4 separate regions of the Mus musculus genome follow, and all the other regions are linked to region 4. The links are chromatin loops, found by intact Hi-C in ENCODE. Cell type or tissue: left cerebral cortex. All regions are shown on one strand.

What was found. Hi-C counts contacts between places; a loop is a spot of excess contacts. Peaks named below come from ENCODE experiments on the same cell type or tissue, not always from the same donor. Only the 100,000 strongest peaks of a DNase experiment are listed, where the experiment ranks them.
Region 1: a loop joins it to region 4, with 3 times the contacts of the local background. A loop is called at or near these places in 6 of 42 quality-filtered maps.
Region 2: it touches region 4 in a loop (2.3-fold over the local background); 2 of 42 quality-filtered maps call a loop at or near these places.
Region 3: it touches region 4 in a loop (2.2-fold over the local background); 2 of 42 quality-filtered maps call a loop at or near these places.

What each region holds. Positions count from the first base shown.
Region 1 is chr6:54,988,722-54,996,721 of GRCm38, reverse strand. It overlaps Ggct (gamma-glutamyl cyclotransferase), which reads left to right and starts at 3,855. Exons shown (of 4, transcript NM_026637.3): 1 at 3,855-4,027; 2 at 7,165-7,310. The coding sequence starts at 3,887. RefSeq lists a cis regulatory region at 3,621-3,630 and an enhancer at 3,611-3,640. In left cerebral cortex, CTCF peaks have their summits at 3,611 and 3,871; a DNase peak (open chromatin) is centred at 3,757; H3K4me3 peaks cover 1,358 bases; H3K27ac peaks cover 938 bases.
Region 2 is chr6:55,013,442-55,021,441 of GRCm38, reverse strand. No RefSeq gene overlaps it. Among named protein-coding and RNA genes, the nearest start is that of Gm38539, 15 kb to the right of the region's middle. In left cerebral cortex, CTCF peaks have their summits at 4,270 (motif pointing left) and 5,038 (motif pointing right); DNase peaks (open chromatin) are centred at 3,508, 4,260 and 5,032.
Region 3 is chr6:55,033,714-55,041,713 of GRCm38, reverse strand. Gars (glycyl-tRNA synthetase) reads right to left here and starts at 3,713. Exons shown (of 17, transcript NM_180678.3): 1 at 3,481-3,713. The coding sequence starts at 3,672. In left cerebral cortex, no CTCF peak of the experiment used is centred here; DNase peaks (open chromatin) are centred at 2,839, 3,032 and 3,748; H3K4me3 peaks cover 2,290 bases; H3K27ac peaks cover 1,804 bases.
Region 4 is chr6:54,592,013-54,600,012 of GRCm38, reverse strand. Fkbp14 (FK506 binding protein 14) reads left to right here and starts at 6,839. Exons shown (of 4, transcript NM_153573.2): 1 at 6,839-7,166. The coding sequence starts at 6,970. Plekha8 (pleckstrin homology domain containing, family A (phosphoinositide binding specific) member 8) reads right to left here and starts at 4,902. Exons shown (of 14, transcript NM_001164361.1): 1 at 4,542-4,902. The coding sequence starts at 4,581. In left cerebral cortex, CTCF peaks have their summits at 4,804 and 6,728; DNase peaks (open chromatin) are centred at 4,345, 4,866 and 6,714; H3K4me3 peaks cover 3,151 bases; H3K27ac peaks cover 1,490 bases.

The DNA.
Region 1 (8,000 bases), 400 kb before region 4:
CAGTCTGGGAGGCCGCACCGAGGCAGTGACTCAAGAGAAGGTCCCCACGCACAACCCTGCTTCAGTCCTTGTGTACCCAGCCTGTGTGCCCACACTGGGACAGGGCAACATAACCTTCTGTACAGAATTTTCAAGGATAAATGAGTTAGTAAACAAGAGAATTCAGGCCAAGGGTTCAGTGAGTGTTAACCAGTATTAACTTGGGTTTGGTTAAACTTGACAAAACAAATACAACAAAAACCCCACAACTAACCTTGCTACCTACTGCTCCTTACTGGCCAACATTGCTTTGAGCACCCCAGTCTTCATGGGATAGCTAAATAAATATTTGGAAAAAGCAAGGCTTTCAGAGTTTAAGGAAACTTTAAACTTCACTTTAGAATTTTTTTCACAAAAACAGTGTGGAGAATAATTAACTGCATGGCATGACAGTAAGCCATCTGAAAGATGTATAGGAAGAGAGATAACATTTTTTTTTTCCTGAGGCAGGGTTTCTTTGTATAGCCCTGGCTGTCCTGGAACTCACTCTGTAGACCAGGCTGGCCTCAAACTCAGAAATCCGCCTGCCTCTGCCTCCCAAGTGCTGGGATTAAAGGCGTGCACCACCGTGCCTGGCGATAACTTTTAAGATAACTAAATTGATGCCTGTGTTGGGGCTGGATTGTAATCCCAGCATTTAGGATATTGAGGCTGGATGGGGAGTTAAAGGTTAGTCTAGACAATACTGCAAAAATTCTGTCTCAAAAAAAATATTACCCCAACCTAATACATCTTACATCAAAACCCTAAATAACACATTTTACATAGTTATAAGCAGCTTTTAAAACAGAGCCTGAGGCCTGAAGAGATCAGGACAACGTAGAGAATATGTGCTGACGAGAAGCTCGGGCTCTGAGAGGACCAGTATGTGTACAGGCCTGCCTTGTGTGTGGGGTGAGAGGACAGCAGTGTCCTACTGCAGACTACACAGCAAGTGCCTGCCGAGGCACACCAGTGCCAGGTGCTTTCTTTCTATCTATCTTTTTCTGCCTTTTCCACTCCTAAGATGAATATGTTCAAATATAAAGAAAAGAATAGCCGGGCGTGGTGGCATATGCCTTTAATCTCAGCACTCGGGAGGCAGAGGCAGGCGGATTTCTGAGTTCGAGGCCAGCCTGGTCTACAAAGTGAGTTCCAGGACAGCTGGGGCTATACAGAGAAACACTGTCTCGAAAAACCAAAATAAATAAATAAATAAATAAAAATAAAAAATAAAAAAAATAAAATAAATAAATAAAAATAAAAAGGGGCTGGTGAGATGGCTCAGTGGGTAAGAGCACCCGACTGCTCTTCTGAAGGTCAGGAGTTCAAATCCCAGCAACCACATGGTGGCTCACAACCATCCACAACGAGATCTGACTCTTTCTTCTGGAGTGTCTGAGGACAGCTACAGTGTACTTACATATAATCAATCAATCAATCAATCTTAAAAAAAAAAGAATAGAACAGTATAGTGAACACCCACATACATATCACTCCCATTAGCATTTAGCTCTCTATTTTTCTGAATTCTTTTAAAATATAGATAACGAACGCATCAGCCTAAATATGTCAGTATGCATGCTAAAATAAAACTATTTCCTCCATAAGACAAACCACTATCCATTTAATAGTAATTGTCTAATACCATCAAATTCTGCAATCCAAATTCAAGTTCAGTTGTCCCTAAAATATATTTCTATTTGAGTCACCATATCAGAATCTATCAAGGACAAGCCATCACATTGAGCCTTCATGTCTCGTTTCTCTCAAACTAGAACAACCCTCCCTCAGTCTTGTCTTTCTAAAAACACTTTTTACTACATCTATATGCTTACCTATTGTGTGTGTGTGCGTGTATGTGTGTGTGTGTGTATGTGTGTGTGTATGTATGTGTGTGTATGTGTGTGTATGTATGTGTGTGTGTGTATGTGTGTGTATGTATGTATGTGTGTGTGTGTGAGAGAGAGAGAGAGAGAGAGAGAGTGTGTGTGTGTATGCACGTAGGGGTCAGAGGAGACCTGCAGGAGCTGGGTTTTTCCTACCTTATGGGTACTGGAGATGTAACTGTCTGCAGGCTTGGTAGCAAGTGCTTTACCTCCAGATCCATGTAGCTGGCCCCAGCCTTACCTTTTATTTTTAATCACAACAATGTAAGAGATAAGTTCAAGGTGTTCTTCACTGTTTTCTTCTATTGCCATTTGTTCTTATACATGAATGGTTTCTGGAAGAGGGTGATATAAAAGATAAAAGGCTTTTTTTTTTGAGGCTAAAAATCCTTTGTAAATTGTAGTTCACAGATGTGGGGGCTTCGTGTTGCTTCATGTTGTTGTTATTATTGTTGTTGTTGTTTTTCAAAACAAGGTTTCTCTGTATAACAGCCCTGGCTATCTTGGAACTTACTCTCTAGGCCAGGCTGGCCTTGAACTCACAGAGAACTGCCTGCCTCTGCCTCTCGAGTGATGGTATTAAAGGTGCAGTCCACAATGCCCAGCTTCATGTTGCTTTCTGACTGTGTCAGGATAGTCTTCTTTTATTGGTGACCAGATTGACTGGCTATCAGGTGAGAGAGGTCAGGTTTCCCAAATAATCATGGTCTTCCTGTCCAATGACTAGCAGTGAGCCTTGGGGGATAACTGAGACTCTATAAACATCCCTGTGACCTGATGCTCCTGACGGGAAGTTTGGTTGCACCAGAGACAGATGTTCTAATCCCAGTACCCCCATTTCCTGCATTTAGCCAGTATACTTTTTTTTAAAAAAGCAAAGAATTGCTTCCTCATCAGCTATTTGGTTTTCAAAAATACAGTTGGTACTAGAAAGGCAGAACACTCATTTTCTTAAATACCCACTTTTTAAAAGTGATGAAGTGTTAGCCACTGATGGCATGGCAATATGGTTCTCTTCTCTGTTTTAATTTGGTTTACTTCCTGAAGGGAATGACATACATTTAGGGATCATTTTAGAGTTTCCAGTCGTTCTGCTCCTTAAGTTGTTCTCGCTTTGTCTAGTGAATGGTCTTTTAGGAATGACCTTGTTCATCTTGGGGTTCTCATTTTCTGGATTATTGTTCTTTCAAGAGGTAATTTTCACTCCCAGCTTTGACCTAAGATTCAGTCATTTCTCCAGGAATTCTGGCACCTGTCAGTGTGGAGTTGAATTTAGATTAATTTCTGAGGGCCAACGGCAGTCATTGCTCTAGACCTTCAGTTTGCTCTCCTATCTTCATTTCAAGAGCAACAACATGGGTGTTTTGTGTCGTTCTATTTTAAAAAGAGGAAATAGATTGCAACGATGAACAGAGTCAACTGGCTAGCAAATGGCATGTCCGGATCTGAACGTGGGAGAAAGACTACCCTGGTATGCAGTGAGGCAACTTCAGGTAGTGATCCTAAGAAAACTTGTAGGATCAGCCTTCCCATTCCAGGAAGGCTGAGGCAGGAGAACTGCCGCAAGATCCAGGCTAGGCCGACAGCAATTTGAGACTTGTCTCCTCTATACCAGGCGCAGAGCCTACCGCACCACTGGTTGACCTGGGCAATCGCCGCCAGGTGGGGAAAACACAGTCGCCAGTAGCCACTCTCGGGCTGTCCGTTAGACTCGCCAATCAGCGGCGCCTCAGGCAGGGGGCCGTACATCCGAGGGATGCATCCAATAGAAAAGCGACGTCAGTGGGCGGGAGGAGCTGTAGACAGGCCAATCCTGGTAGTTAGCTCACGCCGGCAAGCCGGCAGCCAATCCTCAGCGCGCTCTCTGTGCGGCTCCGCCCGCCGCTCTGCACTACCGCGTGGGTGGCGGCGCACTGCTCTTTTTAGCAGCGCTAGTCCGGCTTCTCTGTGCTTGACGCTGCTGGCGTGGATAAGTGGACATGGCGAGCTCCGACTGTGAGGGCCATGCGGGCCAGGAGGGGGAGACATTCCTGTACTTCGCCTACGGCAGCAATCTCCTGACCGAGAGGATCCACCTGCGAAACCCCTCGGCCGTGTTCTGCTGCGTGGCGCGCCTGCAGGTCAGTGCCGTTGTGCGGGCGACCTGGAGAGCGGGCTAGCTGCGACTCCTGCCGGGAACCTCTAGCCACCGTCGGAGTTCGCAACCCTCCACTGGCTGCCCTTTTCCACCGGTTATGAGCATCCCGTAAGATGCCTTTAATAGGTGCTTCTTAGTCGAGAACTAGCTGCTTTCTGTCCTGTGCGTACCTTATCTATCCCACAGTTCTGTGAAATTCTGCCTGTCCTTTCCTTCGGATCTTAGCGTCCTGGCCTTGAGACCTGGAACCGTGTCTTCAATACTGATAGCAATGTTCGTTCCCTCAGTAGAGTAGCCCAATAAGCTTTTAACTGTGATAAAATGTGTTCTTGACCATAGTTCATTTCCTCTTTAATACGTATTCTTCTGGCACTCAGTGCTGGGGTTACAAGGATGACTGAGCAGCCTAGCTATTTGGAGGACCTTTCTGGTGTACAATCTGATTGTGTGTAGGGCCCTTAATAATTTTAGCCAACTTTGATAACCTTGTCAATTCTTGATTTCAGGCAACAGAAACCAGCTGATTTCAGAAAGGAGAATGGGGAGGGGTGTTGGAAGGCTGTTAGAGAGCTCATGGATTCACCTGAAAGATTGAGTAAACAGGTGGACTACTGTGTGTGTGTGTGTGTGTGTGTGTGTGTGTGTGTGTGTGTGTGTGTGTGTGTGTGTGTATACACAACCAGCATTACAGGAGAGGGCCATCCCTGCTCTGGAAACTGGCCACACCTTTCCTCAACTAGTAAGCACAATATGGAACTGACTCCTGACTGCTGCTTTGCCACAGTTCTGCAATTCCTGAAGCCTAGAGTGGAGTCCCTAATGATCTTAAACACCAGCACTAATTGAGAGCCCCTGCGAGGTGCCCTGATTGGCTAAATCTCACCATGAATCCACGTCCTTACTTAGCAAGCAAGATGATCTGATAACTAGCTCCTAGCCTTTCAAGTTTCAGAAGTGGGAGTCACGCTCTGTACTCTATCTAAAACTCCAAAGAGTGTAGGATTGGAGTTCAAGTACGTGAAGTACAGGAAAGAAATACCACATAAATGATAAATTATAGCTGTGGTTAGCCTTAAAAGAGGACTTGCAAGGTGCAACAGAATATATGACCAGAGGACCTGACCTAGGTGCTCAGGAAAGCCTTCCTGGATATAACTTTTAAGCTGAGACCTGAAGGGAGATGAGGAGAGCAAAAAACTGTCAGGGAGGGTAGCTTGTTCAAAGGACAGGAGATAAAGGAAGTGGTTGGAGTCTACAGGGAGATGTGGCATGAGGGCTGGAAAGATAAGAAAGTGTCATATCCTAACATGACCACAGAGAACTTTGGACAGTCTGTTGCATGCTGTGAGTGGAGTGTCTTACAGGATGAAAGCAGACGATGAGATTTATGTATTTGAAAGCTCATTCTGGTTACTCTGCAAATAGGGCAAGTTATTGGAAGCCCAGTTACGATCTTGCCACATTCATGTCAGAGATAATGCCACCATGATCTAATAGGGTGGTGACAGGGAAGGTAGAGTAATACTCAGAAGATAACATCATAAGGCTTGATGATTGTGTGTCTGTGTCTGTGTGTGTAGGGAAGGTATATCAAATATGACACAGTTTTTGAACAACCAAGTAGGTGATGGTGATAATGTTCACAGAGGAGAATCAGGTTTGGCGGTAAAAATTATAAACTAACTTTGTACTAAATTAAGTTTAAGATGCTTTCCAGACAAGCACATGAACAGTAAATATTTGTGAACATTGGCAAAGAGATGAAGAGATCAGCCCTAACTGTGTGCTCGTCCCAGATCTAAGAGCTTTTGAGCCTCAGAATAGAGATGTGGGATGGTTTTAAAGGTAGCTGAAGCATCCGATGGTATTGGAAGCTGCTGGAGGTAGTGGGACTATTCTGGGCACCTGGATAAATTCAAAAAAGGCCTAAGCTGAATCCCAAGAAACCCAGACATTTCAAAATGGGGAGTAGAGGTGGGATTGGCAGAGATGAGGAGATCAGGTCAACCCTAAATCAGAAGAAAGAGCTGATCTGGACTGGTAGCTACCTACGTTACACACGAGCATTGAGCCATTGAAGCGGACGGAATGACACAGCCTGCTGCCTTTAGCAGGAGGCTGCCAGTCTCTGGTGTGGATTTGATCAGATCTCCTGATACTGGAATATCCAGTTTGCTGCGTGAAGCGCCTTGTCGTGTGGATCAGTGTTTTCCCTGAAGTATCAACCAAGGTTTCTGAGCAAACATAGGTGACAGGAATAATATCCACCAGAAGGGACTGACAACACTGTCATTGAGCCCATCCTTTTGTATTTTGCTGCTGAGGAAACTAAGCCCTAGAGAGATGGGAGGACATCTTCCTAGACCACACAAGGCAAGGCCCCTCAGCCCTGATTGCCCATCAGTAATGGCAGAAGCTAAATTAGAAAGGTGTCTCTGTCGCTTGTTAGTTGTGAGATCTTAGAGAAGAAGAGGCTTAATCTTTCTAAGCTGTAGCAAAACATTGGTCTGGGTAAAGTAATAGCTACTGTGATAGCACACAATAAATACTCAGTAAGTCTTAGCTGCTCTTAGGTTCCTGGAAAGAAATTGGTACAGTTCATGAAGATTAATGCTCACACACATGCCAGACCCCTTAGGGCAAATCCAGTGATTTGCAGGTAAGATACTCTACAGATATAAAAGTATATCATAACCCCTGTGTAACCATCATTCAGCAAGTCTAAGTAGAAATACATGTGCATTTAAGTAGACTGAGACGTCATTTGCAGAGAGAAAGAAAGAAAAAGAGAGAGAAAGCAAGCAGTCTAGAGCTATTGTGTGGTATATTGGGATTTAAGGATCTTTGTTTTTAAGGTTTTTGGTTTTTATTTTTAATGTTTAGATGCCTGTATGTTTAGAATAATCTTCAATTTTAAAGGAAAATAAGAAAGAATCTATAGTCTTACAGATTTGGGCCTTGATCTTTTTATCTGTATTTCCCACAGTTTTGTACACACAGAAACAAAAGTTTGTTGAATGTTTTATTTGCATGGAGGCCAATGCAAATCATTTGTATTTTGAAGGAGGAAATATCATGCCCAAATAGATATTGATCATATCGCTTTGGTTTCCTTTGCAGGACTTTAAGCTCGACTTCGGCAATTTCCAAGGCAAAATGAGTGAGAGGTGGCACGGAGGTATAGCTACCATTTTTCAAAGTCCTGGCGACGAAGTGTGGGGAGTGGTATGGAGAATGAACAAAAGCAATATAAGTTCCCTGGATGAGTAGGTGGCTCCTAATTATCAGTTACAGTAATAAGGGACACAAAGCGTGCTGTATGGATGTGCTTTGGGGATACACTGTAGACATACTCTTTATTCTTCAGAGTCAGTACAAAAGTTAGAAACCAGGAGTTTCCTAACAAATCTAGAAGGGGAGGGTCACACTTACTAATTGGATGGGTGCGGTGCTTGTCTCTCTTAGGTAAAAAATAAAAGCCCTTATTTTTTAGTTCTGTTTGTCTCTTAGTAAAAATTATCTTTCTGGTTTATTGCAAAAACTTATGAAACTTTTAATTGTCAAAAAATGATTTTGAAAGTGAGTTGGTTAAAATGCTTTGAGATTGCAATTGAATAAGTAATAAAGGCATTGAACAGCACAGTAGAATTAAAATTCTCAGAGTTGTGCGACAGGGTGCCTGATACAATGCAGACTGCCAAGGAAGAGCTGGCTGACATTCTCTTGCTGTCAGATCATAGACTCATGTTTGGTATTCTAGGGAATGCTGCTTCAGGGACACAGAGGTAAAAATGAGCCTACTGAAGCATGTTTTCAGACAGTAAAAATAGACGGAGGTCAGCTGGAAGTGTACCAAATGAAAGTCCTCTGTGTTCAGAGTATTGCTTTGGCCTCCGAGCACATCACAATCTATAGATGTTATTTGTATTTTGACATCATACTTGCATGTGGCCTGC
Region 2 (8,000 bases), 420 kb before region 4:
CAGGCACCTACCCTTCCTGATGCAGAGACGGCCACGCCGCTGGCTTTTTTCCATGCCCCTGGCTTCGCTGCCCCATTTTGCTCCTCTAGGGCTTTATTTTCGTCTCTAACGTTTCTCTTCCTTGTAGTTGTCTTTTGCAGTTGACCTGGGATTCCAGGAAGGATAGGCTTGGGCGACAAACATCTTTATGACAAAGCACTTCCGAGGGCCAGCGAGTCTCACAGAACAGGTTACCACAGCTTGCCCACAGCTGTGAGGTTGCATTTGGAACAAGAGCAGTCTCCTGAGGGGACCCAAATTACTTCCCTCAAGTGATAAGAGGATAGTGACTCCTCAGAAACCCTCCAAGGACAAAACAGATGGCTCCCAGCCTGCTAAAAATACCAGCCATGCCTTTGCCTCGGAGTTTCTATTGCTGTGATAGAACATCATGGCCCATAGTAACTCAGGGAGGGAAGGATTTGTTTTGCTTACAGTTCCATACCACAGTTCTTCACCCAGAGAAGTCAGGGCAGGACCTCAGGGCAAGAACCGGGAAGCAGGAGCCATGGAGCGTGGACCATATCGGATTACTGGCTTGCTCTCCACAGCTTACTCAGCCTGCTTTCTTATAGAACCCAGGGCCACCAGCCCCAGGGTAGCACCACCCACAGTGGACTGGGTCCTCCAACATCAATCACTAAGTAAGGGATTTCCCCCCACAGGCTTGCCCACAGTCAGATCTCATGGAGGCATTTTCTCAATTGAGGTTCCCTCCTCTGAGATGACTCTAGCTTATGTCAGGTTGACATAAACCTAGCCAGGGCAAGGCCCAAGCCCCTTCTTTCTCTTGCTAACCCCTGGATGGTGCACTAGAGCCCCTTTTCTGTTCTTCCGTTCTCTGCTTTTCACTACTGCTTGTCCATTGGGACCCCCAGAGCCTCTTGCATTACAATACCGCACCATCAATGGCAATTTCAGTATGAGTCTTGAGCCTTGTCTTAGTTAGGGTTTCATACTCATCAAAGGTAAAATCCTCCAAGAGGAACTCTCAATTCTGAATATCTACGCACCAAATGTAAGGGCAGCCACATTCATTAGAGACACTTTAGTAAAGCTCAAAGCATACATTGCACCTCACACAATAATAGTGGGAGACTTCAACACACCACTTTCTTCAAAGGACAGATCGTGGAAACAGAAACTAAACAGGGACACAGTGAAACTAACAGAAGTTATGAAAGTCTGCTGTGTACAGACACCATGACCAAGGCAAGTCTTATAAGGACAACATTTAACTGGAGCTGGCTTACAGGTTCAGAGGTTCAGTCCATTATCACCAAGGCAGGAACTTGGCAACATCCAGGCAGGCATGGTACAGGAGGAGCTGAGAGTTCTACATCTTCATCTTTTTTTTTTAAGATTTATTTTTTATTATATATGAGTACACTGTAGCTGTCTTCAGACACACCAGAAGAGGGCATCAGATCTCATTGCAGATGGTTGTGAGCCACCATGTGGTTGCTGGGATTTGAACTCGGGACCTTTGGAAGAACAGTCAGTGCTCTTAACCGTTGAGCCATCTCTCCAGCCCCTACATCTTCATCTTAAGGCTGCTAGCAAATACTGGCTTCCAGGCAGCTAGGATGAGGGTCTTACAGCCACAGTGACACACCTACTCCAACAGGGCCACATCCTCTAATAGTGCCACTCCCTGGGCTGAGCATATTCAAGCCATCACGAGCATCCAAACTGCCCTATAAATGAGAGTTGAAGAATTTGATTCTCATTTATGTGTTCATCTGTAGCCTAAATGAGGAGGGGGAGGGGCATTTATGGTTCCTAAGGGCAGAAAGCAGTGTGGATGCCAAGTGTAGACTCCAAGTTTGAGTAGTCTGGACAGAGGGGCTAGGGGTGACAGGCAGTAGCAGAGAAAATCTCATCCCACCCCAACATGGCTGAGAGGACCCCATCCTACATTCCTGTTAGGGCTTAGTTGCTTAGGAACAGAGGCCTAAGGGGGCAGTGCCCAGCTTTGCCATCATAATTACTGAAATCTCAGGCTTCAGGGATGGAAGGAGACCCACCTGACTGAACACAGGTGAACTGCCTGCTTTTCTCCCTCCCTGTACCTTCTATATATCCTGAAACACTCAGCAATCACAGAGCAACCCTTGTTCCCCTGTCCCTGAGCTCTGGACCCCAGTGTGGCCTAGACATGTTGAGGACCTAGATAGGAATCTAGATGATTGGACAGCTTGAGTCGTGAGGAATCTAGGGTATATTACAGAGTCAAGGGAGGAACTGGTTAGGTTCTGGGAAGGTCAGGCACTTTGGGGACTCTACCTCAGGGGCCTGGCTGCAACCGTCCCTGGATTCCCATTCAGATTCAAGTTCCCTGAAAAGAAAGTATTCTCACGAGGATACTCAGTGCTGGTGCTTGCCTGCACACATGAAGTCCTGGTACTGTATGATGATGGCGATGATGATGGTGGTGGTGATGATGATGGTGGTGATGGTGGCGACGACATCAGCCCAAGGGAAGAACTAAGCCATATCAGCTGCTCAGGGCTGATGCTACTTGTTTGGGTTTGGTTTTTGTTTTTGTGGAAGAAACCCCAGGTATGTCATGCTTGGCCCATCCTCCTTGGTCTTGAAGGGTTGAACACAGGAGCCAAACAATAGCAATCACCCTCAGGAGGGAGGGTCAGGGGGAGAGGGAGGGCTCAGGGGAGAGGGAGGGCTCAGGAGGAGCTAAGGAGGAGAGGGAGGGCTCAGGAGAAGGAGGGCTCAGGAGGGAGGGTCAGGAGGAGAGGGAGGAGCTAAGGAGGAGAGGGAGGGCTCAGGAGAAGGAGGGCTCAGGAGGGAGGGTCAGGAGGAGAGGGAGGGCTCAGGTGTAGAGGCTCAGGAGGAGAGGGAGGAGCTAAGGAGGAGAGGGAGGGTCCAGAAGGCAATGCACTGCCTTGGGGGCCACAGAGCTCGTAAGGGAGAGGCAGAGCATGAGGTCTTGCAGGCTTAGACAGTTGCTCACGTCACCCCCAGGAGAGCTCACTCAAGGCCCACGGAGAACTAACATCCTTCCACTTCATGAGATGCGCTTTGAGTTCCTTTTAGCATCGCCTTGGGCCACCCAGGTGGTCCTGGGCATTGCGTTTTCACTTAACTGCTGGAAAGATTTGACCTCAACTCAAGAACCCACTTCAGTTCTTCTGGTCAGGAGTTCTGGGCACTCTGGTGAAGGGCGCTCTCAAACGCGCCCAAAACCAACCAGGAGGAATTCAGCAGGGAGAGGGCTCAGTTAACTCCTTAGCAAGATCACTCCTTAAGAGGTAGGGAAGGGAAGAGAAAACTTGAGAAAATACACTGAGATCCGAAGCCGAAGCAGCTAAATTTGTAAGTCTCTTTAGGAAATGAATACTGACTACCTACTCTGTATCAAGGGACATGTTTCATGTTTAAAGATCCTAAAATAGCTAGGCTACCACTCAGCTTTGGCACCTCGCTGAACAAGGGTGAAAGCATTTGGATGTTTAGGGAAATTGTCAAGAGTTGCGATCCCCAGTGCTTAGATCTGCGCGGCTCAGTGCTAGAGCAGGAAGCTTGATCCCCAGCACTACAAAACAAAACCTGCATGCTGGGGAGAATCGGGAAGTTTAGGAAATTTAAAACAGCTTCCCCTTCTGTCACGAGAAATAACCACCTCTCTGCCTATGGCTATAATACGGTTATGAGATGAGCACTAAAAATGTAACGTTTATTCTTGGCCAGAGAACTGGAGAAGCCTGGAGACCAGCAGAGACTATTTATTAGTCAGCTGATCTCTAAGAACTGACTTTGGCTTTGCATATCTGTGTGGTAAGGCCTGTGGTGGACTCATTCCATCCACACCCCACGCCGTGGGGCCACCACAGCCCTGGCTTTGCAGGTGAGAGATGTATTGAGTCAACAAGTGGCATCGATCAGAATCACCCCAAATCTCTTATTCTCAAAGTCTGAGGCAGCCCACAGTTGAGAAGGGACAGAAGCTCTGTTACTTTCTAGAAAGACAGATCCGTGATCACATGGTCCCAGAGCTCAGACTTCATCTTCAGGAGATGGTGGGATACTATGGACCGATAAGGGCTGAAAGAGCTGTATCCTCAAAAACAAAACAAACTAAACCAAGCAAGCAACAACAACCCGAGCGAACCTGGTCTCTGCCAATTCTCTAACAGAGATGTAAAGCGAGAAGGGAAAGCTGTGGCAGGAGAGAATGCCTGTGCTTGCCAGTGTAGCGCTGCCCCCTAGTGGAAATAATGTTGTCTAACATGGTTCAGCATGACTGGCTGCCAGGGATACTCCTAGGCGAGGGAAGAAATGAAAGGAAAAGAAAGTGGAAAGGCTTACATGGTGTGTATTTCCCGGTATTCATTTGGGCAGCACTAGGAATTGAATCTAGGGGCCCTGGCATGCCAGGAACGCACTCTACCACACTCCATGTGTCGCATATTCTCCCCCTTTGTTGCTGCCACCGTTGTTTGGTTTTTGATACAGGGTCTTGCTATCTATGTAGCTCAGGCTGGCCTGGAGCTCTGAATCCCCCCACCTCCCCCGCTTCACCTAACCCAAATCTTCTCAAGGTCTTTTGGCATGTTTCCTTGTATGCATATTTCCTTTGTTACAATGAGCTTACCCCTGACTTCCCATCCTACAGTGCTTCAGATGATGACTAAACTTCATCTAGCTGTCTGCAGGACTTAAAGGACAGCATCACAGGGCTCTTGAGAGTGGAGAGGGGTGTTGTTTGACATCCCACGCCTGCTGGGACCTGAGATGGGGCTGGCCCCATGCCCTTTGCTGAAATGCAGGCTGCTGATTTGGGATCAAGGTGAAAAAAAGCAACTAAGTAGGAGCTCTGGTAAATTCCCTCCCTCCATCCTGAGAACGCCAGGGGAGGAGCATGGGTGGGAGTGGCTTGCAGTCTACACAGCTTGCTTTGATCTTGTGCAATGTAGCCGGCCCACCTTAATCTGAGGTTGTGCCTAACACAGCTCCCTACTTTATGGAAGCTCTAGTCACGAGAGCCAGCAGGTGGCAGCCTCCAAGTGCGCCTTCTTGCTGAAGAACAGGGAATATGCATGCGCTAAGTGGATTATTATTCAGACACAAAGAGGAAGTGAATGTTGTTACACAAATACACAGAAGGAGCCTTGAGGACATATGCCAAGTGACATAAATCACATACAAAAAGACAATCATCACATAATTTCATTTACATGGTATGCTGGCTAGTTTAAGGTCAATTTGACAGCTAGAGTCATCTGAGAGGAGGGAGACTTGATTGAGAAAATGCCTCTGTAAAATCAGGCTGCAGGCAAGCCTGTGGGGCAGTTTCTTAGTGATTGAGGTGAGAGGGCCAGCTCCCTGTGGGTGGCACTACCCCTGAGCTGATGGTCTTGGGTTCAATAAGAAAGCAGGTTGAACAAAACATGAGGGGCAAGCCTGTAAGCAGGACTCCTCCAAGGCCTGTGCATCAGCTCCTGCCCCCCCAGGTTTCTGCCCAGCCTGAGTTTCCTGTCTTGGCTTCCCTCTGTGATGGGGTGTGACCTGGTAGTGTGAGCAAAATAAACCCTTTTCTCCCCAAGTTGCTTTTGGTCCTGGTGATTCATCAAAGCAATAGAAACCCCAACTCAAGCATATGAGGTATTTAAAGTGGTCAAGTTCATAGAAGCGGAAAGTAGAATGCAGGCAACTGAGAGCTAAGGAAGGTTCTAACACCCAGATGCATGGTCTGCTGCCTCCTAGCATCTGTGGCTTCAGATGAGGGGACAGCTGAATATAGAGGAAAGTCAAAGTAATAGAATTGATGTTGCGAGGGATTTGCAAATATTTTTGCTTAGAAGACATTAGAATTCTGGAGCTGACCAGTTCCAGAGTGCTGCTATTAAAGGCATTTGAAACCACAGTTGGTCATGTTTGTTTCTCTTAACTAAACTATAGCCTGCAACCATGCTAGCCCTGAAAGTTACAGGAGCCTCAAAAGAATTATGGGAATGCCAGAGGGGAACAAAAGAGACACTAGACTTGTCCTCCAGCTAGGTACAGGCTAATTAGGATGCTGAATGCAAAATGGGTCCAAATGGCTTTTAAAAATTGTGTTTATGATGCAGCCCAGTGTGAGAACTCCTCAGTGGTCTGATGTCCTGCTGCTTAAACGATGCTAAGTGCTTTATCTCAAGCCAGTATCCAGTGGATGATAACTGCATCAAAAACACCAAGCCAGGAATGTGGTTCATGCCTGAATCTGAGCCATCCTCAGAACAAGGGGACCTGAGCAGGTCCTTCCGTTTGTGTGGTAAACACTTCACCAGCTGAGCCACCTCCCAGGCCCCACCTCACTACTGGATAACTCACTACTTTCGCAACTGCTTTGCTTCTCTGGTGACTTCTCTGGTGGTTTGAATGAGAATGGCTCCTACAGGTTCTTACCTTAGAACACTTGGCCTTCAGTTGATGAAACTGTTTTAGGAATTACTGGGAGGTGTGGCCTTGTCGGAGAAGGTTTGTCGATGGGGCAGGTGATGAGCTTTGGGGTTTCAAAAGCCCATACCAGGCCCAGTCTTGCTGTCTCTCCGCATCCAAATTGCCAATAAGATATAAGCTCTCAGCTACTGCTTCAGCGCCATGCCTGCCCACCTGCTGCCATGTGCCCTGCCATGATGACCACAGACTCACCCTCTGAAACTGTAAGCAATCCCCTATTTAAATGCTTCCTTGTATGAGTTGCTTTGGTCATGGTATCTCTTAAACAGTAACCAAGACAGTGGCATCTGTATATGATGGATGTCCTTCACACGTGAGTGCCCATGGTGCTTTAAACTAAACTCTCTGAAACATTCTTTGTACGTTAATGGCAACATGAAAGATGGGGGAGTCTAATTGAGAAGGGGGTTAAGGTGTAGACCGTACAGAATTGTGGCACCTATAGGATACACAGGAGAGATGTGGTGAAGAGGAAAGAGAAAGGCAGAAAGGAAGACTGTGGAAGGTGTGTCACCCAGGGGCACACAAGATAAAATGCTGAGTCATCACAATGTTGTCCATACTGCCTTCTCAGGGTAGCTGGGAAGGAGGAGGAAGAGAGAGGACTAAGCAGAGTTGCTAGAACCTTCCATGGGGGTGGTCTTAGTCAAGGTTAAGATGCCTGTGATGAAACACCAGGAACAAAAGCAAGTTGGGGAGGAAAGGGCTTACTCGCTGTACACTTCCATGTGTCAGTTTAGTCACTGAAGGAAGGCAGAATGGGAACTAAACAGGACAGGAACCTGAAAACAGGAGCTGATGCAGAGGTCATGGAGGGGTGCTGTTTACTGGATTGCTCCCCATGATTTTCTCAGTCTGCTTTCTTCTAGGACCCAGGTCCACAGCCCAGGAATGGCACCACCCATAATGGGCTAGGCTGTCCCTCATCAATAATTAAGAAAATGCCATACAGGAGGCATTTTCTCAAGGAGGCTTACTCCTCTCTGATGACTTCAGCGTGTGTCAAGTTGACAAAACTCTCCAGCACAGGGATGCTACAGTGTGAGACTAAAAAGACACGGAAAGGAACCGGGCCATGATGAATTGTAAGAAGGAACAAGCAAGCTTATTTTTATCACATTTAAGTGTGTTGGTTGACTTGAAAGAGTTCCCATTTCAGAAATCCTAAGAGCATAGTCTAACTTGAAACTGATGGCATACAACAGAGTGTGGCCTGAGAAGGAGGTGGTGAACCTGGGAGTCAGGCAGTTACAGGGCCTCAAAGAAGGGCCTTAGTCCATCTTGGTAGGCAAGCACATGCAGGACTCAGGGCTCTGGGTTGCCACAGTTAAGAGGTACAGGAGGCACAATGTGTCGATGACTTTAGCAGGTAATGAAGAGAAGGGGAACGGTTGGTGAAGGTTGTGATGAGGCTAAGAAGAAGAGACAGACAGAGAAGTTAGCGGGAGAAACTGATGTGTGGGTTAGAGGTGGAAGTGTATGAGGCAGTGTAGGGTAAA
Region 3 (8,000 bases), 440 kb before region 4:
GGCCCCCTTGGGTGCCCTCAAGAGTGGGGCTCCTGGAACCATACAAATGTGCCACCACATCCAGCACTCTTCATGGATGCTGAAGATTATGCTCAGACGCTCATGAGTGCATAGCAAGCTCACTGCCGGCTGAGCCATCTCCCCATCCTCAGGACTCCCCTTTAACCATCAGAGTCACCAAGAGAGCTTTTCTGTGAGCTACTGCTGAGCAGCTAAGTCCTGACTTAGGGTTTAACTTACACATTTCCATCTTGGTAGGAACCACCGTGCTTTAAATTTTGAGCTTCTACTGTTTCCCAGGCCAGAGATATATAGGCTACTTGTGGGTTGCTGGGTGGCAGCAGCAAGCCGTAGCTCCCAGTCAGCTAAATGATCAGAAGGGTAAACGAGACACTCCACAGTCACTTGGCTGCTGAGCTACGTGTTCTTAGGTAAGTTAGGTGTTGTTATCAGGAAGTTTCAACTTACACTATTTACAATATACAAAGAATTTACCAGCCTATATTGTGGGTAGAGAAATATTTGTATTACAAAATAAAACGGAAACTTGGAAAACTTAAAAAATTTTTAAATTGCTTAAAACAAAAACAAACAAACAAAAAAAACCAATATTGGGCTGGAGAGATGGCTCAGCGGTTAAGAGCACTGACTGCTCTTCCGAAGGTCCTGAGTTCAAATCTCAGCAACCACATGGTGGCTCACAACCATCTGTAATGAGATCTGACGCCCTCTTCTGACATGTCTGAAGACAGCTACAGTGTTCTTACATATAATAAATAAATCTTTGGGCTGGAGTGAGCAGAGGTCCTGAATTCAATTCCCAGCGACCACATGATGGCTCACAACCATCTGTACAGCTACAGTATACTCATATACATAAAATAAATAAAATAAACCTTAGAAACAAAACAATATAACATGAACATTCTGAAAATAGTTACTTTCTAAAGTAAAATAAAGTTTTATGGTGATTTGCTAATCTCTTAACTTCTAATTTATCAGACAGATTACCATATATGTTATATATTATAATGTATGGTCCTAAGTATTTCAAAATACTTCCGGGTAGAGTCTATCAAAGAAATCATACATAGTGGAATTCTAAGTCGTTTCAGGCAACTGTAGAAATTCTTTGATCAAAGCTCTGACAAGCAGTAGATTTAAAAGGCCCAGTGAGCTGGCTCAGCCAGTAAGAGTGAGGCTAACAAGCCTGACAGCCTGGGTTTGATTCCCAGAGATGCCATGGTGGAAGCAGAGAACACATTCCTGCAAAACTTCCACATACAGTAACAGAAAAGTGATATCCTGAAGACTTGTCTTTACATCTCCAAGTGAGTGTGTGGCATGCATGTGTACACACATACAGAAAATAAATATAAATATATGAAGATATTTTTCAAGTAATTTCAAAGGCATAGAGACAGCTCGGTGGTATATGCTTGCCTAGCATGCAGAAAGCTTGGAGTTCAAGCCCAGCCCCTCTGGAGGTGGAAGCTGCAAGGTCAAGGTCATCCTCCACTACATGCTGTCTTTGAAGACAGCTTGGGAGACCAGAAACCCTGGCTCTGAGGCCACAAAGTAGGACCTACCTCAAAAAGAAACAGAAAAGTTATTTCTACCTCAGAAACCACAGCACTGAACTTTTTATAATCAGTTACATAAACCCAGGAATGTATTTTAGGACTCTGAAAAAAAAAAAATCTTTACCAATGCCTGTGCTCATCACAGTGTGTCCTGGTCATTTGGAGCTTCATGAATCATAATATACTTTAAAAAAAAAAAAAAAACCTTCATGATTGCTAATATCACCACTTATCTTATAGAGAAATTCTTGAAGCCCTGTGAATCTGTCAAGCTCAGACTTAAGAGAAACCAGTTTGAATTTTACTTTGGGGCACAACTATTTCTGGTAACACCCCCCTTCAAAATGCACGCCACTGTTAAGAGCGATCCTTTAACACCTCCAAACGACACCTCAGTAAGTCTTCAACTGCCCAGGCTTTACAATGAAAACGTGTGACATGGACTGCACTCCATTTTTCCATACATGTCCAAGAGGAAAACCGTTTAACTAGATGATCTTCAAACTCTTTCCAGTGACACTGGACTCAGTATGACTCAAATTTTCCACGCAACTAATCAGTGTATATGTACTTCTGGAAAAGTAGAAAAGAAAAAAGTCCAAACTAACTTAAATAAATTAATTCAACTATTGGGAAAATATCCCAAAGTTAAAAAAAAAAAAAAACCAAAAACCCTATCAAACAAACACATAAAACCAAAAAAACAAGTCAAAACCAACAACAAAGGACATGAAGGTCACACAAGCTGTACAGGAAGGCTCTCCATGATCAATGCGTCCTGAAGTTAACTACATTCAGTCTTACTACAGAGGAATACTATGTACTGCAGTTCCAGGCTAACGTGGCAGAGGGAGGGGTTTGCAGTGTGTGCTTTTTTTTTTCCCCCAAAATTAGATGTATTGTTCCAAAGGAAGGAGTTAGGTCACAACAAAACAACAAAGGAGTCACACATACATTTATGTGGGGAGTGGAAGGTGGATGGAGACTGAATGTACAGAACATACAATTAAAAAAAGAAAAAATAAAGCCCATAGTGAAAATCAAAATGAAAGCCTATTAACTGAGTCGGGCTCAAACTGGAGCAAAGTGGCAGAATTCCTCGAAGCTGCAGCACCTCAGCTCCAATGAATTATCCTTAAGACAGGATTCCACCCTCCTTAGCTAGACAAACGATTGCATCAGGCGCCAGAGCAGGCGCAACCCGACCGGTGTTTACAGCTAGTAGGTCATGGATGCCGGGCCCTACTGTAAGCTCTGGCTCTCACTGGGTGTGGGTATCATTCCAAATACTTTTCTCCTTTCCCTCTTAAGTCTGATCACCACCACTCAGTGCTACAGTAAAAAAAGGAGATCTGCATTAAATCCCCAGATTCTCCAGCTAAGAAACCTCCCTTCCCTTCCGCAAAATGACATTTTCAGGTGTTCCACCCTAAGAATGGATGACTTCACTGAGTGGCTCGGTCAGTCCATCTACAATTTCCAGCTTGATCCGAAAGCTCGCTGGTTCCAGACACTCTCTTCAGAAGGCAGAAAGATGACAGGAGAGGGATCATGAATTCGCATCAGTATTGGAGGGGGGTGGGGGGTCGACACCTCCCCATAGCCACGTTTCGACCGTGAGCCAGTCCTCAGGCTAAACACTGAAGCAAGGAAGATAAAGAGAAGGGAACGCTTCCCAAAGCATCCCCAAGACTAAAGAAAAGAAGCGCGCAGCATCAGCTTGCCGCTGAGCCGAGCCATCGGGGCGCTCAAAGAGGGAGGCGAAGCCTACGGCTGGATTCGGGGTACGCAGAGAGGGCACGAGGCCCAAGGATCACGGATGCCGACGCAGCGCGGGGACAGGGGAAGGACGGACAGGAGCGGGGTGCGGCGCGCGGCTGCGGGCGAGGGTCGGTACCTGCTGGCGCACGGCTAGCCGCAGTGGGGCCAGCAGCTCCTCCGCGCTGTCCATGCTGCTCCGGGAGGCGGCGGGCTGCGCGGGAGCGCTGAGGAGCCGCTGAGACGCGGACGCTGCGACCACTCGGGGCGGCGACAGGAGCGGCAGCGCGGCGCGGGTGGCTCTGAGCAGCGAGGGGAGCAGACAGGGCATGAGCACGCCGCCTAGGCGGTGCGCAGGGCGGCTACGGAAGCGGCGCGCGGCCCGCCCGGTGCATGATGAAATAGCGCAGCCAGGCCGCAGGCGCGCGCAGCCGCACTTCCCGCAGGCGCGCGCAGCCGCCGCGTCTGCAACCGCAGATTCGGCAGAGAACCCGGAAGGGCACCAACTTGCTCAAAAATGTGTGAAGAGGACGCTCCAGACAAATGCACAGAAGGACATGGCTTCTGAGAGTGCAGTCCTAACCTAGATGCCCGAGCACCTTTAGATCGTGGGCTTCTCTGTTGTCCCAGACGCTCGAATCGCCCCACTGGAACACCCATACTTCTGCTTCTTCCTCAGCCCATTGTTTAGAAGAGTATATAAAGTCACATAAAATCGGAACCTAGAGTTACTATAACTCTAGTGGGTCATGGTGATGCACATCCGTAATCCCAGCACTTGGGAAGACGAGGTAGGAGGATCGTGAGTTCAAGACCAGCCTAAAATACACAGTGAGCCTCTGTCTTTAAGAAACAAACAAACAACAACAGCAAAAACAAAAATATTGCTCAAGACCCAATGTTCCTCGGACTATTTATAGGAATCAGAGTTGCTGTTCTTCTCAGGGCATGCCAGTTAATTTGAAAGACAAGGTGTAGAGGCAAAGGAAAAGTGATTTTACTTGGATAACCACCTCATGGAGCAGTCAGGGGAACTCTAGCCTCAAAGCTCTTGCAGAAGTTATATAGGTTGGATGCTCCCAAACTTGTGGACACCTCACAGCCAGTCAGCCAGATGATGGGCCCAACCGGGAGATACCACCTTCCAGTTTCACAAATATCAAGAAGACCATCATTATCCTTGTGCTATTGTTGTGATTGGTTAGCTGGTTTTTTACACAGTGGACAGTCTAGAGGGCAATGAACCTGGCTCAAGGCCCTCTTTCAGAGAACCCAACTCCATGCAGTGAGAGACCACACGTTCTCAACTCCCAGAAATCTTTGATGCTGTTTTTTAGGGTGAAGAACCAGACACAAGGTAGTTACTAGTTTACCCAGTATCCCCAAGACAAAAGTTAAGCAAGAGGAGGTTTGTGACGCTCTTCATTTGCTTCCAAGTTGCTTTTACTGCCAATTTTAGGGATCACGCGTATTTTTATTAGCTTTACTGGATATAACACCTGGGGTGCTGTGGCAATCTTGGTGTTTTTCAGGAACTTGAAGGTGTAAACCAGTTTAAGTTCCTGGCCCTTTCCTGCAGCCTGCACAGATATCCAAGGGTGACCTTTTGAAATCTGGAGGCTTAAAATTTCACACTCAGAACATGCTATTGCCACCATTGTTTAGAAACATAGATCCAGTGAAGGGGTCCTGACAAAGATCGCTGATGCGTCCTTAGTCTTCACCTATAGTCACTTTTCTGACACCTCAGGCCACCCTGCTTCTTTATCTACAAATAACTCCAAACCCCAGTCTCCAGGAGTCAGGTCCGAAATTCGTTCTCATGGCTACATGCTTGGCAGTCTCATGCATATTTTCCCAGTGACTGGCATGATATGGGCCTGTTTGAGCAAGCCAGGAACAAGTCCAGACAGACCTTTACCCATGGTTTAGCAGCTTGCAGTGTGGGGAACCCATGGACTAATCCAGGCACAGACCAGACCCCTTGTCCCAGGGAATTGGCCCATTGCTGCTGACCTGCAAATTTCCCTTAGCAATGGAGAATGCTTCCTAGGCTTGGGAGACGGTTTACTCAGTGAGTAAATTTGGTGTAAGTAGCTGGGTGCTTCATTTCTTCTCTCTGGTTTGGAATTGGTGGTGAAAGTCTTAGTCCCAGATACTCTTTATTGCTTTGGCTGCCACTTCCAAGGATCTCGGTTCCCAATACTGTTGGCTGGAAGTTTGGAATTTTAGCCAGTCCTAGCTAAAGTGTAAACATCTAAGATTAACACCCAAACCCACTCGAGACTGAGATAAGGAGATGTGGACAACAAAGGAGGCCTCTCTACACCAGCCTGGTATAGCAACTTGCTCTATAGGAAAACTTAGGCCACAACCTACATAAGTTTGAAAATGAAAAGGTTAGTCATAGGTACAGGCAACTTTAATGAGTTCTGTTCTGTCATAAAATAATTTAGAGCCATCTGGATTTTTGTAAACTGGTAACTTGATATTATTATATTGTTCTGTCTCATTCACTTATGGGTTAAATTAAAATAAAAAAAAACTTTTCAAATTGCTGCATCCTTCTCTTGTCACCGCAGCTGCCACAGCTCCCTGGAGACCACGACTGGGATTCTGTGCTCTCAGTGCCAAAGCAGAGTCTGTTCCCACTCAGGGAACCATGACAGTATTTGGTGACACAATTAGGAAGCTGTCAATTCCTCCTCATACCCTCTCTGTGTAGACATCATGATGACAACCCCTTTAACCTTCTTGCAGGGATGCTCCAAGGGCTTACTTGTGTCCTGCCTTCTCTCCTTACCAACACTTTGAGGAGAAATGGAAATGTATTGAAAAGAACCGAGTGGGCTCCAGTAGACACCAGCCAGAGCCCCTCTGTTGTCTTCAGTACAGTCTGTTAACTAACACAAAACATGTGAGTTAGTTTGCAGACAAGCATTATGTCTCTCTGCAGACAAAATGAAGGAACTAAGAGCTGGTTCGATGTCCAAGGGATAAAGTGGTCTCTGTACAAGCATAAGGACTTGAGTTAAGATGTCAAGCTGACTATTAAGTAATTATCTGGGGAGTAAGGTTTAGGAAATGAGACAAAGCAGAAACAATGCCAAATAGACTTGTTAGTGCTAGGAGGACTGTCTTAGTTAGGGTTTCGTTGCTGTGAAGAGACACCATGACCAAGGCAACTCTTCTAAAGGAAAACATTTAATTGGGGCTGACAGTCTCAGAGGTTTAGCCCATTATCATCATGGCAGGAAACATGGCAGCATGCAGGCAGACGTGGTGCTGGAAGAGCTGAGAGTTCTACATGCTGATCCATAGGCAGCAGGAAATGTCTTCCACACTGGGCAGAGCTTGAGCATAGGAAACTTCAAAGCCTGCCCCCACAGTGACACACTTCCTCCAACAAGGCCACACCCACTCTGACAAGGCCACACCCACTCTGACAAGGCCACACCTCCTAATAGTGCCACTCCCCATGGGCCAAGCATTCCAACATCTAAGTCTATGGGAGCCATACCCATTCAAACCACCACAAGTACCTTAACCCATTTGCCAGCTTCAGTGGGGCTAGACAAACATTAACCCATTTGCCAGTTTCAATGATGATAGGAGAATACTGAGCCACTCACAAGCTTCAGTGATGCTAGGAACATCTTAACCCGTTCGCTAGCTTCAATGATAAAGGATCATTTTAACCCAGTCACTGGCTTCACTTCTGTCATATAAAACTAGATGATCATCTAAGCCCTTGAATCGGATTCTTCCCTGCCAACTCCTGAATAGTCTCTGAGCACTAGGCAGGCCACTTAGTTCCATTAACAGACAGAGAGAGACCTGGAGGTTGGCAGATAGTGGGAGCTGATATGGAGTAGAAGAACCAAGAGCTCCATGAAGTTGGGTTTTTCCAGGGTGTAAGAGTAGCTTTCTGGAGCAGTCTTGGGTGGAGGAGTGCCCAGAGGAACAGAGATGAGCCGCCCCTGACAGAGGGGCTTGAAGGACAGTAGGCTTCTTGGGCAGAGTCAGCATTTGGTTGAAGCCAGAGTAGTTAAAATACTTCCTATTCAGGGCCAAAGAGTGTCAGTGTTTAGACTGGCAAAGCTTGTTTCAGCTGCCTCCACTGGGCAGGTACAATGGCCTCAAGGTGGAGGCACTCCCGTTTGCCTCTCGTTTAAAGAGTCTGGAATTCATGGGCCACTAACAGTAATCACAAATATGGCCTCATATCCACCAAATTTAAAAGCAAATCAGTCCTCAGCTGTTTGTGGTTAAAGTATACTCAAGTACCTGCCGGGCACTTACAGGAGAATGGATACTATCAGAAATTGTGTTGTTAAGTGAAATGAGCCAGACTCAGAAAGACAATTGTTCCATGTTTTCTTTGATGTGTTGAATTTCAACTTAAATGTGTGTGTGTGTGTGTGTGTGTGTGTGTGTGTGTGTTTCTTTATATATGTCTGTTTGTAGGTTATGGAACTAGAAAGGGGCTCATGAGAGCAAAGGAGATCTTAAGGGAAGTAAAGATTCCACAATTTCCTCGTCCTGTGTGGCTTGGTCCCAGAAACTTGAGTGGCGAAGTGTGAGAATGAAGACAAACTTGGACCAGGCATGTTGTGCACAGTCTGCTATGGTGGCACCAGCTATGCAGCAGCCTGGAGC
Region 4 (8,000 bases):
AAGCCCAGTCCAATGCTGTGGTTCACTGTCTTCATCTCAAAAGTGGAGATGATAAAGGCTTCTCAACGTTACTATTAGGTCCAAATGCAAACTGTTTACAATAGCGGGCATCACACCATAAAGTGATGGTGTGTTTTTAAGTAGATGTCTTAGAATTAAACTGGTAAATCCCATTCTTTTGATTGGGGGGATGACACTAAATTTTTAAAATATAGCCAAATGACTGGCACTGGCAGTGATAAGAGCGCTGTCCAGGTCCAGCTCCCGCCGACCCTATCCAACGACCCTGCACAGATGACACTGACCACATTTTAGGTTTGGAAAAACATGAATAACAGAGAACAGTGCCTACACCTGTTCACTGTGTATGTCACAATGCAAATTGTTTGAGTCCTTTTAAATATCCCGAATTTACTTAACATCTGAAAAGAAATTTCAACAACAAATCACTGAGTGGTCACTATTCTGTACTTCCAAGAGCAAGATGGCCCCAAAGCTTTTCATTTCTCTTTCACTGAAGAAGCCTGGTAACTGAGCGAAAGGGGCCTTTCCTCTCTTCTGTTCCTGCCTTCTTGAATCATATTCAGGGTATAAATTTAGATGCTCTTCTCAGGATCTGAGAAAAGTAATAGATACCCATAAAATAACCACAGTGTTTGTTAAAATACAGTAAGTGCAGGAGACGTATAGAGAGAGAAGGTCTCACTGCGCAGTCCAGGCCGGCCTACAATGTCTCAGCAACCTCAGTGCTAGGATTGCAGGCACCTGGCTCTTACAAAACACCTGGATCTGCTTTGCACGGTAGGCAAGCTCTTCCACTAAGCAATGATCCCAGACCTGTAACTAGGAAATGCTTTATTGTGAAAGCAGAGTAGCTCATTTAAACTACACACACACCACCACCACCACCACCACCACTCCGCACCACTCCGCACCACTTACACAGGCCCTGGTAAGGTTCCCAAACACCCTGACATATCTGTTGCCTCTAGTCAGATGGTTCCTCCTCTTTAAGAACTCCAGGTCCTTATCCTGGTCAAGGCCCTCAAGCACACTGTGTCACTAATTCTTCCACACTGCCTCCTACTGTGCCTCTGCCTTGGCCCACATGACTCCACCTGCTGGCTCTACTTACTAAAGTAGCTTTCCCCAACAACCCAGGCTAACCTCCTGGGTCTCCAAGCTGTCTCCAAGCCTACTACACACATTTGGAACCTGCTTCTAACTACTTGTCCAGTCTTTCTTACTGGCTAGACCACAGGCACGCTGGACAGGAGAGCTGTCTGCCTGTACAACACTATTTGCCCTGTTCCTAGCATAGTGCCTAGGAACAAGCAGTTGGCAAATTAAAATATCATCATGGTTTGCAGGTGGCAAGAGCATGTGCCCAGCCACACTATGCCTGGGTTGTACCACAAAAGATAGTACCATAAAAGATAAATTAATACATTCACCCAAGATTCAAAGGGTGAACGAATATACTAAAGTTTTCCACTCAATTTTGACACCGACTTGTTGTTTGCTTGTTTGTGATAGGGTTTCACTATGTAGTTCTGGGTGTCCTAGAACTCATTAAGGAGACTGGGCTTGGCTTCAGAACTCTAAAAGATTCACCTGCTTCTGTCTCCTGAGTGCTAGGATTAAAGGTGTGCAACACCACACTATGTGCAAGACACCTAGAATGTCTTATTAAGCTTTTCATCAGCATAAATACACAAGCCACATAAAAGGAGTCGTTTATGAGCTGGTTTTGGAGAAAAATTCAGAAGGAAAGAAATCCTGGACAGGGATTTGTATTTTAAAGTAACTACGTAAACTATAAGCAAAAACCAAGTTTTTAAAATAAGCGTCAGACACCACACATCTGAGCCACAGAACACAGGGTTATCGAACTGGTGCTCACCTCAGCCCCACTGGCTAGCTTTCCTAGCACTGGAAGCTACCGAGCACACCAGCAGAGAAAAAGCAATCATCAGTATCACTCAGTGTGACTTCTACAAGCTACAATAACTGGCTTGGTAATATGCCCTCACTGGTACAACAGTGGCATGAATGTTCCGGGCATAACTAACTATTCCTGACTGGATCTAAAGCCTGCTCAATGAAATGGAACCCATTCCTGGTACTGTTAGCAGGGCCAAGAGTCCAAAAGGAGAACCTAATACTATTACCTAATACTGCTATTCAGCTAAACCAAACGCTATAGCACTAAATCAGCTTCTAATGAATTATCTCCATACTTACACATCAGTGCATTGCTTAATACTTAATACTTCTCATCACTATAGATGTCAATTAACCCAGAGACCCTCAACTAGTGAAGGTGTGGGAAGTAAGAGATCACAGAGTGCTCAGTCCAAAATGGAATAAACATATCACCCCCTATTCCTAAGGCCCTGGGATCTTAGTGGAAGGGTAAGCGAAAAGACTGTAAGATCCAGAGATGCTAGAAAACATCAAGGAAACAAGTGTTTTCTGGACATAACAACACAGTTGCAAATATGCACTCAGTGTTTGTGACAACCTGCAGAGGACTTGTGCAAGCTCAAGCCAGACACAATCCCAGCATCGGGGAGGGAGGGAGGGAGGTATGAAATCCCAGCACTGGCTGAGGAACTCCTGGCAGCTGATAGTTGCTGGGAGAGCAAGTGCCAGTTTTCTTTAATGGTATGATCCTTAGCGGGCCCCACTCCCAAGAGTCTCTGAGCATCATTAGCTGCAGGAGATGGAGGAGAAAGAGGAGGAGCAGGAGGACGACTTCAAGGTGAGTAGGGAGTGAGGGTGGAAAGGGTGGCTATGGGAAGAGGGATGAACATGAGCAAAAGGAGCTGTGCGACATTCTCAGAGAACTCGGAAAATATTATTCTAAAGGCAAAGGCTTTCCATCTAAGTTCATCATTCACTCTCCGACAGCAAAGGAGAGCAGAGGGAACCCATGTGATCTTCCTAAGCTAGTGCCATTCTCTTCCAAAGTAAGGCCGTGTTGAATGAAAGCCAATGTGCCAACCGACCCTCAATTTTAAGCAGAGTAGTCTATCCAGAAAAGTAGTCAGCGGTGTGACAGCCTTCAGCCTTCATGGAACAGTGAGTGACACACAAGCCAAAGGAAAAGCAGCGAAGGCTCCAATGCCTTTAGGGCTTTGCCCAGAAGCCACTCAACAGTACTGTCCGTTCTTACTTAGGGAAGAAAAGAGTTGACTCTTACCATCAAACAGATGGCAGGGGCATCACAGAAGATAGATCCACAGAGACAGCTAGAAAAATGTTGGTGCAATGAAGGATACAGAAGACTGTGGGGAGAGGGCATTTTACTACCAAAAGTTTCCACACAGAAAGGGGAGGGAAAGGAAGACGGAAATGATTAAGGTGGGGCAGGAGAAGAAAGTGATTTGTGTGTGTCCGGGCTAGGGTTCAGAGGAGGACAGTAAAGGGTGAAGTTGACTCAAGGGTTTACAATTAAGATACACACCTACTTCTCAGCATTTAGGACAGCATTGGGAGAATGGCACCGTCAAGCCTTCTCTTAAACAACATGCTAATCGGCTTCCAGTATTCAAGGACCTGCAGGCCAGCTTTGAGTTCTTCCTGTATAACCTAATCTCTCTGCTGACATCAGTGGAGATCCTTGAAGTGAAGGCCAGGTCTTAAGGAAAACCTTCTCATCAGACCCTCGGGTAGAGATTTTAAAAAAAATGAATTAACTGTGCTAACTACTATACTACTTGGAGATTCCAGGTACATGCTGACAGGTGTACTTCTGCCTGTACTGGGCTGTGACTTCCTCAAAGTTACTCTGCCAGATCTTCACAAGCCATACACACCTGTCCTTACTACAGAACTGCCCCACCAAAGGATGGGGAAACCCTAGCTCTAGTTGGTAAGATTTCTAGTTTCTGCATCCCCACTGACACGTTAAATGTTAACCCATTTTCCCTAACAAAAAAGTTTAACTTTAAAACGCACCCAGCACTGTTCATATAGCATAGTACTTATAAAATACTGGCTGCTTGGATGAAAATAATGTTCGTTGAGAATCATCTTCAAAGCTGAGGAATAGTTCTAACTTCTGGATAGTTGGAAAGTGCTTCCAAGAGCTAGAAAGGGGGCAGGGTGCTATTTTAAGCCATTGTGCTGGGCAAGACAAGGACACCGTTGTTAATATCTGCATTCATTTTTATGACAGAGTTCTGAAACAAAAGAAATGTTCGGAGAGAAAAGGCCGATCGCCAGCGTACACTTCAGGGCTTAGGGCTGCGGTGCTAGAGTTCCACTACCTCGGTCGGCAGGGGGATGACCCTGAAGGTGCCTAGGGAGATCGACTGCGTGGAGACTCTGGAATCCAGGGGTTGGTGGCACTCGGCACCCTGCAGCTGGGCTGCGCGGCCCAAGCGAGGCCGCCCCCCACCCAATTCGCGAGATTGAGGTGGACCCCGCAGCGGACCCAGGCTGCCGGCTTCACCCGGTACCCAACTCTCCATCCGGGCCGCGAGCCGGCGGAGGGTGCCGCCTGGCGCACCGCACCCACGGAAGCCGGCACTCACCGCTCAGGTAGTTGGTCCACTTGTACAGCACGCCCTCCATGGCACCCGCGGGCCCCTCGTCGCCCCGGCCCGCCGCGGGGACGCCGGGCCGGCCTCACATCCTGGGCCCGGGGGCGGGGTCACCGCGACAGCCTGGGAGCACCAGCTCCGGGTCCCGGGGGCTGCGCCTGCGCCTGGCGCAGTCGGTGTGGACGCCGCAGAGCGGCCGCCAGAGAGAGGCGAGGGAGGCGCGGGAGGCGCGGCCCCTGTGGCGGCGGTCGCGGGCGCCTTCCTGCGGCCACTGAGCCCACAGCGCCCGCCCCGGCGCGCTCGCGCATGCTCACTGCGCTGTGCGCACGCTACCAAATCCACGCCAGGGTTTGGCCACTGCGCGGAGGGGCTGACCGGTGGGCGGGGCTCCGATGCGCACGCGGGTGGCAGGTCACCCATGGGGGTCTAGGCTCCAGGGATCCAGCTTTTAATGACAAGTTTGTCAGTGGAGGAGGATGCGGGCTGAGACCCGGAATCCTCGGATGAGGCTAGTCTGTAGTTTCCGGATGCACTTCTGTGTAAGGCGCTGTTCAAACTGCCGGCCTCTTGACTGGAAGCTTGGTCTCTGGACCGCAGACATTGACTTCACCTGGGCTTCTGTTAAAAAAAAAAAAAAAATCTCTCGGGGGTTCCAGACCTTTTGGATTAAAAATCGGCACTTTTACAAGCTCTCCAAGGGGAATTTCTAAGTACATGAAAGTATGAAAATGCACTGTTGTCAGGATTTTTATCCAAGAAAAGTGTCTATCACAGGTTAGATGGAAGGTGAATGTTGAGAAGAAGCACAACACAACCAAATGTTAGTGTTATAGAAATATGCTCTCAAGGGCTAAAGTGCAGGCATTTTTTCCCTTAGTGTAAGGTTGACAGGTTTAATAAATAATATATCACTTAGTTGGTTATTTGCCTGACTGCACACCTCAATGCCCTGTTTTTGTTGTTGTTTTGTTTGTGTTTTGTTGTTGTTTTAATCTCTTTTGGTGATTTCTAGTTTCTTCTCAGATTGCAGCAATGGACTACATCTGAAATGAGGGCAGCCGTTTAGAACTTTAAGCTGTATAATTGTTAAAACAAGTGCTCTCTCTCTCTCTCTCTCTCTCTCTCTCTCTCTCTCCGTCCTTAAGTATTATCTACTCACCACCAAGGTCACATAAGTGACGAATTATTAGCAGTCACTCATTGACAGCGATGTTTGTAGAATGAAATCAAGCCAAGTCTTAAGGTGGAGTGCCAATTCTTTTCGGCCAAGTGAACTTAAGCAGGGCACTAACTTCTAACCTAATTTTTTTTTTAAACTAGCTTCTCTCCGGGCTAGTTTTTTGCAACTTGATGCAGGCTAGAGTAATTTGGAACGAGGATCTCCGAACCATAAGATTTACCTGTAGGCAAGTCTCTACTGCTTTTTCTTAAATACTGATTGATGTGGAAGGGTCCAGTTCACTGAGAGTGGTGCCACCCTTGGTCAGGTGATCCTAGGTGCTATTAAAAAAAAAAAAAAAAAGCAGGCTGAGCAAGCCAGTAAGCAGCACTCCTCTATGGCCTCTCTACATCAGCTCTTGCTTCCTGATTACTGTTTTGAGTTCCTACCCTGCCTTCCCTGGATAATGGACTATGATATAGAAGTGTAATAGGTAAAAATCCTTTCCTCCCCAACTTGCTATTAGTCATGATGCTTTAACCCAAGAATGGAAACCCTAAGACACTGTCTAAATGGGGGGGGGGGGGGGAGTGGGTGGGTGGGAATAGCCACGTTAAGTTAGTGAGGATCTTGCACCAGAGTGTGCTTTGCGAACCTTAAAGCATCCTAGTAGGTCCTTAGAGTTTCTGTTCTAAATTAGTAACCATAGTTCTGAGCCTTTATTTGTGGCATCTTGAAGAAGGCTGCTTCTCAGTGTCTGGTCTTTCCAAAAACCCGAGTGTCACCTGGCTCCAGACTCCGCAGCTGGAATACTTCACTGAAACAACCCTTCCCCCATCTCCCACCCCCGAGGATGTTAGCCTGGATCCAGCTGCCTTCCCGAGGTGGGAGAATTTCCTAATCAGCGGGCTCTAGGACTGTTCCGAAGGGGCACATCCGAGCCCAGGGCCCAACAGCACACAGAACCACTACATTTTTTTCGGCGCCATTGGCTGGGAGGCGCCTGAGGGACAGCAGCGCCAGCCAGTGGAAGGACGCCTTTCCCTAGAAGCTGCCTTATTAGAACCAATCATGTTTGGATGGGGCTTTAACTCTTTATTGTGAGTTCGCTGTCTGTGTGAAAATTGTTAGAAAAAGTGCCACGTCTTCCTGGGAGTGTGTCTGTTGGGGGAGTCCTGAACTTGCTTGGCCTAAGCTGTCTCCGCTTTTGGCACATTTTTAACTCTATGAAGTCGGGGGCCTTTCCTCTGCTTTGGTAACATGAGGTTTTTCTTGTGGAACGCTATCTTGGCACTGTGGGTCACGGTTCTGAGCGGAGCTCTGATTCCTGAGCCAGAAGTGAAAATCGAAGTTCTCCAGAAGCCATTCATCTGCCATCGCAAGACCAAGGGAGGGGATCTGATGTTGGTCCACTACGAAGGCTATTTAGAAAAGGACGGCTCCCTGTTTCATTCCACGTAAGTAATTACGCCTTGCAGGCAGAGTGATAAAGGGCCCACCCATTCACACTAGCCTGTGAAGCTAACAGTTCCTTTACCTCTACAAACTGAAACAAAAAACTGAAATACCTGTTTCCCTTTGGAGAAAGAAAATTGTCAAACCCGTTCTATAGGTCAAGACCATGAAAGAAATTCCTGGATACATGGAGTCTTGACAAATTAATTTCATTATCATTTTATTCTATATAAAATTATATCTAGAGTATTTGAGGTTTTACAGAAATACTTAGGTTATAATTAAGCAGCCAATAGAAAAGGCTTAACAGATTTTTCTGTCTTGAACTCCATTCCATAGGTAAAATATCCGATTCCCCTTTTAATTGTGCAAAAAAAAAATGTTAAGATGTGTCATTTTTCTTCAACAGCAAAATGCACAATCATCTATTTGCCTGCTTCTAAAAGATACACAAATAACTGTTTCAAGCGACCTGTTTAACTTCTTGGCAGGTGGCATTTTGGCCAAAGCACAGGATGACAGAAAGTCATTCCTTCTAGAAAGTCAGGCTTCATCCATGGCAAAGGTGTGGTTATAGAAGTAAAAAGTAGAAGGATTTCCAGATGTTTTACACTCGCTTTTCTTTTTTATAAACAAAGATTTGGCAGATAATGTTACCAAGTGTGATGATTTCCATTCAGAAAGTATTTAACCAGCACCTCCTTAGGGCCGGTCAGAAAGTTCACCTTCTAGTCATCTGCATCCATTCATTCATTCAGCCCGGGAAGCCACACCTCTGCCTGGAGATGCAGAGAGGGAAAACACAGGAAAGGGCTCTGTTTATGGAGAGTACAGAA